Linked DNA regions of Homo sapiens: region 2 is linked to region 1. Evidence: read pairs that join two places in POLR2A ChIA-PET (ENCODE). Cell type or tissue: PC-9. All regions are shown on one strand.

Region 1 (5,000 bases):
GGAGGAAGACCGCTTGTCCTGCTGGGACCTTGGGCCTCTCCGATGCATGTTGACTCCAGCTGAGAGGTGTTCTCCTTGCCTGTCCTGCTTTTCATCTGGAAAATCAGGTCCAGGACTCTTGCTTTGCAAGATGAGTGGAGAATTGAAGATTTCAGAAGTTCCCAACATCAAGCAGGTGCTCAGGGAATGGCGGCATTGTTTGCAGGAGTGGGGTCTGTGGTCTCTGTCACTGGGTCCTGCTCACTTGACCCCCGAGCCTTTCTTTCCTCATTTGTATTAGGGTCAGTTCCACCCTCAATGGGTTTCTTTGAAGGGTATGTGCAGCCTGCCTGGGGGAAGGCAGCGGAGTGCTGGCCTTCCTCTCAGTGCTTGCTTGGCCCCTGGGCCTGGGGTTCTCAGAGTGAGGTGCTGCAGGCGATGGCGGTGTGGCCTTGAGAGCGGGGGAGGCCCCATCTGCTGCTTCCCCTCCGGCTGACTTCTCCTAACAAGCCGGAAGTGTGCGTCTGGCATTCATGCCCCCAATCCCCACCTCTTGATGTGGTTCCTTCCGTTTTGTCAGTAGGATCTGTTTTCAACCTCTGCATGCTGAAGTGCTCATCTCTCTAGGCCACTTGGTCTGGCGCCCACCTCGTCGTGGTTCTCAGGATGCCTCATTTCATTAGGCTGAGTGGCTCTGGACTAAGTGCACCTGCAGAGCTGACCGCCCCACCGCCAGCCTGCTGAGCGCTGCCGCAGCCAGGACGGTGGCCAGGGAGCACGTCCCCTGGGGCAGCAGATGCATCCCCTTCCTTTCTCCTTCCCTTTGGACCCTGTATGCACCCCTGCATTCTCTCACCCTCTTTAGCAAGTTAAAAAAAAGCTGGCATTTCCTCCCACCCCCATGAAACCCTTTGTAACAGCAGTCTCAGGTCCGCAGTGTCAGGGGCTGCCCAGTGGTGGTGAGAGCGCAGCGTGGGTGCAGCCCTGGTGAAGGGCCTGGGACTCACAGCTCTGTGCTCTGATCATGGGCTGGCCCGCGCTGTCAGTACAGAAACGCCCTGTGAACTTCAGCTGCCATCATGGCCTGTGTCGTGTGGCTGGTGTCGTGTGGCCCTCGCATAGTTATCCGACATGGCACCGTCGGCACAGAAACGCTCTGTGAGCAGCAGCTGCCATCATGGCCGGTATCGTGTCCTCGTGTAGTTGCCCCATACGTCCACCTCCTGCTTGGCTTCCCCTCTTTGGAGCCTCCAGGGCCAGAGGAGCACAGTTCAGAAACTGCTGGTCAGGAGACCTTTCCTGGAGAAGTTTCTGTTCCGGTTGTGGATCTGGCCTGTGTGGGAGCCTGAGGTGGCATCTTTGAGGTGACCCGGGACCATGGGGAAAGCGCTCTGTTTCCTGGCTGAGGTTTTCAGGCAGTGCCATGGCACAAGCCTGTCTGCACCTGGGGCTAGAGGTGGCACGTGCAAGTCACAGAAGGGAAGGAGGAGACAGCCTGGGCCCCTCACTCACCTGGGCCAGAGGTGGTGTGTGCAAGGTGCAGAAGGGAAGGAGGAGGCAGTGTGGGCCCCTCACTTGCATGGGCCAAGCAGACCGGTAACATGCCTGCCGCTCTGTGACGTTTCTGTTAGAGAGCGGAAGGTGTCTGACCTCAGCTCCCCAAATCAGAAAACGGCATCTGGAGTGCCATATACGTTTGAGAAGAGGGTGCTTGGGTCAGTTCTGTCCTTTGCAAGCGAACATCTTTCTTGGCCCCCAAAAGGTGGTAGTAGAATGTAGATTTCCTCAAACATTTGGAGAAAACACAGAAATGAATACTACTTGAATGTTGTTTATTGTTGCTTCAGGAAGAGAATAGGGAGATGGGAGAAGGGCCCTTGCTGGGGTTGGTCCCTAAGTATTTTGGTGCCCTGAACTTCTGTTTCCTTGCTTATTTTGAAGGGGTTTGTGTGAGCCTAACCCCAGGAGAGCAGCCCACACCCCACAGCGGAGCCTAGAGCAGGGTCAGGGCTGCCAGGAGCTGCTATCTGGGGAGACTGAGGTGGGGTCCTCGAGGCCTCCTCTCTCATGCCCGGCACTGCCAAGCCCAGGGCATCATCAGTGGACTTGGGAGCATCCTCTTATGAACGCTTTTCTTGAGTTTCCCTGTAACTTGTTGTAAACTTTGTAAGCTCTGAGCCAAGAGCTTCCTTCTTAGCCTTGAAGCTGGCCACTGCCGGCTCCTTTCCATGCCGAGCTGGGATTCTTGGTGTGCAGGTGTGGAGAGCAGCTCCGGTGCCATCAGGCGATTGGAGTACGCTTTCCTTCCTTGTTTGGCAGAACATAAAATCAGTCTCAGGCCCTCCCACCATGGCCTCCACTGCTGAGCCCCGAGGAGATGCCAAGAGATGGGAAGGGCCCCCACCGAGGAATGCAGCTGGCTCAGAGTCTGCCTGTGGAGAACAGGAGCCCCTGGAAGGGGCAGGCTTTGGGCAGGTGAGTGCACTTGGTCTGAGGGAGGGTGTTGGTGTTGCCAGCATCCTGAGCTCGAGTTGGTGCCATAGACCTGGGAGGGTCTCTCGATCCTGTTAGGAAACTTGGGTAAGAGAGTCGGAACAAAGAAACATCCACTGCTAGGCACCTGTGGGTACCAGGCACTCCACACGTGTCCCCCTGCCCTGGCACTGATCCTGCCTGCTGGCGGGGAGCCTCTCGCTTTGCCCCAGTTTCCCCAAGGTTGTGGAGCCACTCAGCCTGGAGTCTGCTTGTGAGCTCAGGGCTGGCTGTCTCCTAAGCCTGTGCCCTCTCACCACGTTGCCTCTCATCAGGGCGATGCTTTTTCAAGCTCAGATATCACAGGTCGCTTCCGCAGGGCATGAAGCCTCTTAATGCTGACCCTTTTTTAATACTGTGGCCGAGAAACACAGTTGCGCAGAGTCTGCAGGAGGAACAGTGTGGACGTGGCTGTGACAGGCATTTTTGGTCAGCGTGGGGCAAGTGCGGCTTCCTGTTTCTGTCTCATTGAGCTTGGAGTGGACATAGGGGCTCTAGGAGAAGGAAGGCTGTGACCCCTGCCCTGAAGGAGCTTTCCCTCTGCCTGGGAAGAGAAACCAGCAGTGAATCCCTTAGGGGACTAGAGAGCGTTGGGCCGCGTGGTCCTGATCATGGCCACGCTTCCCAAATGCCTGGCTGCTTGTGAGTTATATGGCGAAAAGAGCCTGAAAATAGAGATCCTTGGACTCACCTCCAAAGGCTCAGATTCAGGTCTCTGCTGAGGCCGTTGCTCCCTTCATGAGTGTACTTTCCCTTGGGCCTGGGACATGTGCACACACGTCACCATGAGAGGTGGCAGGCAGGACTCCCATATGTGGCCGTGAGAGGTGGCGAGAGCTGGTGGGCATTGTCCCGAGGGTCGCTGTGAGAGCTGGGGGGCAGGAGGCCCGGACATTGCCCACCACCTGAGCCTTCCTCTGCACCAGCATTGCCCTCACTTGTCAGTCCAGGCCCCTTTAATGATAAACAATTACCGAAAACAAAGAGTTTTTATTTGTGGGGAATCATAACTATCAGTATTTACCATCTTTGGAAATTAAAATTAAAATTAAATCATTATTTACAATTATATTTATAATCTCATTAAAAACAATTCATTATCACTTAACAAAATATATTTATGAAAAATGCATTTTCTAACACAAAACGAGACAGTGAGAGGAATGGCATTGTTTTTTACTTTTTACAAATCTCTTCAGTGTCTGGTGAAATAGAAGATGGGAGCATCTCGTGTCTGCGTCCATCTGCCACGGTCTCTTCTTTTGGAGTCTGTGGAATAAGTCTGGCCCCGCACAGGTGTGCAGTTGGAAGAAGGAGGGCCTAGTGGCCTGAGGGCCCCACACACAGGTTCTGCTCAGCCTTGCCTGCTGGGTGGGTGAGGGCTGAAGGCAGGTGCGCTCACCGTTCCTTCACACCTTTCGTGGCTAGTCTTACCTTTCTGGGTAGTGTTTGCTCAAAATTCTGATTAGATTGTAGGGGGTGTTTTTTGTGTGTTGAACATGAACATCATTAATGAACGTCAGTCATTGAATGTCTGGGAAGGTGTCCTCAGTTCTGGTTTTTCTGGAAACGGTGACTCATGTATCCTAGAAAAGGCCCACTTTGCAGCATTCCGGGCAGTTGAAGGAAGATGGCTCAACCCATAAGCAGCAGAGCTGACTTCTTTCAGGTGTTCTTGCCCTAGATGAGCAGCAGGGGTGTCCCTGGGGCCTGGAGATCATGCCCACCTGATTTCTGGTGGAGCCAGGAACTTGGGCAGCCACAAGTTGCTCTCTGAGAACCCCACAAATCCAAGACTAGTCCTTAAGAGAGGGTGGCCTCTCCAGAGACGTGTGCAGCTGCTGGACACAATTGGGCTCTGGTGACTGGTCCTGTTTAAATGGGCAGATTTTTCTTTTTGTTGTCATAGAGAAGCTAATTTCTTATTACTTGTCAACTATTTCCGTCTTAAAACCAAGTAAGAAACTAGAAGCTTTCTCGCTAAGATCAGGCACGAGGCAAGGAGTCCCACTCACCACTCCTATTCGCTGTCGTACTGGAAGTACTAGCTATAGTGCAGTAAGACAAGAAGAGGGAATAAAGGAAGGAAGAAATAAAACTGTCTTTGTTTGCAGATGACATGATCGTCTATGTAGAAAATTCTGAGAACTAACAAAAGAACTTGTAGAATAATGAGTGGTGAGAGAGAGCAGGGTATGGGCCATACACGCCGTCAGCTGCTTTCCTGTGTACCAGCAACAAGCAGAGGGAATTTGAAATCAACACCCAGTACTATTTACATTAGCACCAAAAAACAGTGTAGACACAGAGACCGGTACAGGTTATGTGTGAGGAAATCACCAGACCTGATGAAAGAAATCAAAGCCGTAAATCAATGCAGCGGCATTCTATGTTCACGGGTAGGAGGAGTCAATATATTATCAGTTCTCCCCAGAGGGTCTGTGCAGTCCCAGTCAGAATCCCAGCAAGTTATATTTGTGGATATCAAC
Region 2 (5,000 bases), 1.9 Mb after region 1:
CGGACCTGCGGGTCCCTCCAGCTCACAGGATGGCCGAGCCCTGGGACCCACGGAGATGGGCGGGGCAGGCGCTCTGGGAAGGGGCCGGCTGGCCGGAGCCCCCCACAGTAGCCTAGCTGGGTGGCCGACCTGGGCAACCTAGGCTAGGGTATGGCTGGTACGGGCCCAGCGGGCACCGCCACGCCCAGACCCCACACAGCAGCAGCCCTGGGGCTCTCCTAATTCCTCTCCCACTTTTCCCAGGAGAGGAATTTTACTTCAGGACAAGCTGCGAGGGCAGGAGCAAATGCCTCCCCTTCTGGAGGACGCCCTCCCAGCAGGCGGCCGGCTACAAGCCCCTTCTTCCAAATGCAGGCGCCCTTCCCCTGTCACTGAAAGGGTCAGCAGAGCCCTCTGTGCACAGGAAGATGTCCGCATCCCCCACACACTGGGAGCTGGAACTCTGCTCCTCAGACAATCGCTTGGTCTGGGCCCATCCATCTTCCTCGCCCCTCTCAGGCCCACCTGGGCAGGCAGAGGCTTCTGGAACCTTCTCTTGTCGTCTGCCCTGGTGAAGGCCCTCCTGGGGGACAGTGGCTTGGGGGTTCTGTGGAACGGACTGGCTGCAGGCCAGGTGTGCCGAGGGTGTCTGTGCAGTCAGGGTACTCCGGGGAGGTCCCCCCAGGAGGTGGGGAAGGGCTGAGCCGTGAGTCCCAAAAGGACAGCCTGGGAGCCCCTGCATCCAGGACCCTCGGTAGCTGAAGGCCTCTGCCCCCAACCTCTGTACTTGGGCTTGGGGACCTGGCCCGGGAATCTGCATATGGAGCTCACTCCCAGGTGAGGACGGCGCAGGTGCCTCCAGGGAGCTCCCTGGGAGGGCCAGGAACCCTGCCCTTCTGTGACGTGGTCTCGGGCCAGGCAGTGTCCTGTGTTGAGAGCAGGCTTCTGCAACCGGACTCGGCTGTGGGCTGTGGGCTGGGGTGGGCCGTGTCCTCTGTGTCCAGAGCAGGCTTCTGCAGCCGGACTCGGCTGTGGGCTGTGGGCTGGGGTGGGCCGTGTCCTCTGTGTTCAGAGCAGGCTTCTGCAGCTGGGCTGGGCTGTGGGCTGTGGGCTGGGGTGGGCTGTGTCCTCTGTGTTCAGAGCAGGCTTCTGCATCCTGGCTGGGCTGTGCCCACCACCCGCATTCCCCAGCAGCCTGTTCTTCAGATCTTGTCCCATGGCCCTAGAGGGCCAGGCCACACACGAATCCCCATTCATATATTTATTTATTTCTTCATTCATTTACTTTAATTCAGAGAAAAGTGGTGCCCACCTTCAGCTCTGTGGTCTCTGCCAGGTGCGCGGCCCCGATGGCTCAGGGGCGGGGGTCCCAGCGCCAGGCAGAAGCCCCCCTTGTGAGCCACTCCCTTCCTGACTCTCAATTCTGTGAAGTGAAATCCCAGGTTTTCCCCTGGTTTGTAAAAAATCATGTTTGAATTTCAACCCCCACGCTTCTCGTCGGCCTCTCTGGCAAGACACTGTCCTACTTGCGGACAAAGTGGCAGCTTAGTGCTCCGTGGGAAGCAGCCTGCACCAAGGGAAAGAACTTAATTGAAAGCCCTTTTTCTTCATTTTGTTCCTCAGCCCTTGGTCTCATCCCCCCGCCCCCTCTCTGCACCACCTGTTTCTGCGGGTGGGTGGCTTTGCATGCAGCATGGGTGTTAACGGGTAGGTGGGAAGAGGGCGGCTGTCCGGGCGGGGTCCACATGCAGGCACTATCCGTATTGAGCTCCAGAAAGTCGACCCACTGTCTAAGCCCCGGTTTACACAACTATGACGTGGGCACACGGGGCCACAATTCCTACCCCCGAGTAACTGTGAGGAGCAAAGCAGGTAAAAGATGAACTCAGGTCTCACTGTGGGTGTGCACCAGGGCTGCCGTGGGGCTGGGCTGACCCCTCCCCAGGAGGCTGTCAGCTCTGGCCCGGCTAGTGGGTGTCAAACTGCATTCTGACTTTGTATCAAACCAGTGAATAGTGCTTAAAAAGTCTGAAATAGCACCGCAATCATGAAACCCAGCAGGCCCTGCCCCTCCTGCCCCTCCTACCCCTCCTGCCCCTGGCAAAGACCCAGAGAAAATCACCTTCCTTGTTTTGCTGGGCGTGTTTGGTTTTTGTATTTACCTCCGTGTTTCCAAATAACAGGCTTACGTCACAGCTCAACATCTCCCCACTCAAACACTCCCTTCCCCAATACGGTGATATCGCCTTCTTCTTCTTGATGGAAAAATGACGTTGGGTGCTCCTGTTACGATGTGTCTGTGGCCGCACTCAAGGCTGAGCCACGGCGTCCTGGCCGTGCCAGGATCTCCACCTCTTCCCCTGGCTTGTTCTTCTGGGCGGGCACCCGCCCCTCTCTGCAGGGTCCTCTTGCTCCTGTCTCCATGTCCCCCTCGGGGCTCCTCTCGTCAGCACCCCGGGGCCTCTGCCGCCCCACTGTGCCCCATTCCTCCTTCTCCTCGATGCACATCCTGGTTTCGGGTGCATGGGCCATGAGCCGTGTCTAAATCCTGTGTGTGGAACATGACTTCATCCCCTCACCCCTGTGCTTTTGCGGGGAGGTCCGTTCGCTCGGCATCCGGAAGGGACGGCTCCACCCCACAGTCCCAGCCCTGAAGTTCCTTCAGGCCGTCCTGGCCTTTCTGCTGACCTTCCTTTTATTCTGCTGGAAACCGGGACTATTTATTTACTTTTAACTATTAGTTTTTCCTTTTTTCTTCTTTTGAGACACAGTCTCATCCTGTCGCCCAGGCTGGAGTGCAGTGGTGCAATCGTAGCTCACGGCAGCCTCGAACTCCTGTGCTCCAGTGAGCCTCCTGCTTTAGACTCTGGGGCAGCTGGGACTACAGGTGTGAGCCACTGTGTCTGGCTAATTTTTGTATTTTTTGTAGAGATGGAGGGGGTGGGTCTCACTGTGTTGCCCAGGCTGGTCTCGAACTCCTGGGCTCAAGGAATCCTCCTGCCTCAGACTCCCAAAGTGCTGGGATTACAGGCGTGCGCCACTGTGCCCGGCCCTGGGGCTATTTCACGTGGAAGTTCATGTCCTTCAGCTCAGGTCAACCCTCTTCTTCCATTTCCTCACTTCCTCTTCTCTGTCCTGTGCCCGCTGCTGGTCGGCGCTGGGGCTGCTGCCGCTTCCTCTTCTCTGTCCTGTGCCCGCTGCTGGTCGGCGCTGGGGCTGCTGCGGCTTCCTCTTCTCTGTCCTGTGCCCGCTGCTGGTCGGCACTGGGGCTGCTGCCGCTTCCTCTTCTCTGTCCTGTGCCCCCTGCTGGTTGGCACTGGAGCTGCAGCCGCTTCCTCTTCTCTGTCCTGTGCCCCCTGCTGGTTGGCACTGGAGCTGCAGCCGCTTCCTCTTCTCTGTCCTGTGCCCGCTGCTGGTCGGCGCTGGGGCTGCTGCGGCTTCCTCTTCTCTGTCCTGTGCCCCCTGCTGGTCGGCGCTGGGGCTGTAGCCGCTTCCTCTTCTCTGTCCTGTGCCCCCTGCTGGTCGGCGCTGGGGCTGCTGCGGCTTCCTCTTCTCTGTCCTGTGCCCCCTGCTGGTCGGCGCTGGGGCTGCAGCCGCTTCCTCTTCTCTGTCCTGTGCCCGCTGCTGGTCGGCGCTGGGGCTGCTGCGGCTTCCTCTTCTCTGTCCTGTGCCCCCTGCTGGTTGGCGCTGGGGCTGCAGCCGCTTCCTCTTCTCTGTCCTGTGCCCGCTGCTGGTCGGCGCTGGGGCTGCTGCGGCTTCCTCTTCTCTGTCCTGTGCCCCCTGCTGGTTGGCACTGGAGCTGCAGCCGCTTCCTCTTCTCTGTCCTGTGCCCGCTGCTGGTCGGCACTGGGGCTGCTGTGGCTTCCTCTTCTCTGTCCTGTGCCCGCTGCTGGTCGGCGCTGGGGCTGCAGCCGCTTCCTCTTCTCTGTCCTGTGCCCGCTGCTGGTCGGCACTGGGGCTGCTGCGGCTTCCTCTTCTCTGTCCTGTGCCCGCTGCTGGTCGGCGCTGGGGCTGCAGCCGCTTCCTCTTCTCTGTCCTGTGCCCCCTGCTGGTCGGCGCTGGAGCTGCTGCGGCTTCCTCTTCTCTGTCCTGTGCCCCCTGCTGGTCGGCGCTGGGGCTGCTGCGGCTTCCTCTTCTCTGTCCTGTGCCCCCTGCTGGTCGGCGCTGGGGCTGCTGCCGCTTCCTCTTCTCTGTCCTGTGCCCCCTGCTGGTCGGCGCTGGGGCTGCTGCCGCTTCCTCTTCTCTGTCCTGTGCCCCCTGCTGGTTGGCACTGGGGCTGCTGCTGGGGCCTCAGTGGCTTTGTTTTCTCATTTTCCAGCCACTGGTCTCCCTCGCTGCTCTCTCGGAGCTTCCTCAGTCTCGTGTCCTGTTCTTTCTGTCGAGGCTTCATCCTGTTTGATTTCTCCACCCACGCTGGTGCACGAGAGCCCCTCCTGTTCCCTGGACCTCACGCCATCCCCAGCCACCCCACACCCTCCTCGTTCGTCCACTCTCTGCTGTCTCTGCATCTCTGCTGTCTCTGCATCTCTGCATCTCTGCTCTCAGCACAGTCTCCACACCATGTGTTTCCCTGTGGCTTTGTGTCTCTCATGCCAAAGGCTCTCACACGCATGATGGTTCTTGTGTGTCCTTCCATAGTGGACAGCAAGGGTCGTCTGCTCTGTCTGGACCATCAGCCCCACCCTTGCTGCCCCTCCACTTACCCAGACTCCAGCCGTGCATGAGCTGTCATAGGCCTCGTGCGCACCCTCCTCCCTTCGCTGTGGCTCCACGTTCCAGCTCCTTGCTGGCAGCACCATGTTTTATACCCAGCCCCGCTGTCATCTGGTGCCTGCAGGGACACCACACGCCTCCTCCCTGCCCCTCTGGGTCTTCCTTCAACACCCCACAGTGAAGGGTGCCCCATGCCGTGGCTGAAGTCAGATCCTGGAGGTCACACTTTCTCCTTCTCTTCTCCACACTTCCAGCCCTGCAGCAGGTCCTGCTGGTCTCTCCCAGGCCCTGGAATCTGCACACTTTTC

The links. Peaks named below come from ENCODE experiments on the same cell type or tissue, not always from the same donor. Only the 100,000 strongest peaks of a DNase experiment are listed, where the experiment ranks them.
Region 2: POLR2A ChIA-PET joins it to region 1 with 6 read pairs; 1 of 35 experiments calls an interaction of 5 or more read pairs at or near these places.

What each region holds. Positions count from the first base shown.
Region 1 is chr7:2,134,047-2,139,046 of GRCh38, reverse strand. The region is part of intron 11 of MAD1L1 (mitotic arrest deficient 1 like 1); the gene reads left to right. Among named protein-coding and RNA genes, the nearest start is that of SNORA114, 47 kb to the right of the region's middle. RefSeq lists an enhancer at 387-526. In PC-9, no CTCF peak of the experiment used is centred here; a DNase peak (open chromatin) is centred at 4,096.
Region 2 is chr7:262,178-267,177 of GRCh38, reverse strand. It overlaps LOC124901807 (G patch domain-containing protein 8-like), which reads right to left and starts at 4,455. Exons shown (of 2, transcript XM_047421171.1): 1 at 3,719-4,455; 2 at 2,964-3,666. The coding sequence starts at 4,369. The coding sequence ends at 3,064. In PC-9, a CTCF peak has its summit at 3,068; a DNase peak (open chromatin) is centred at 2,127.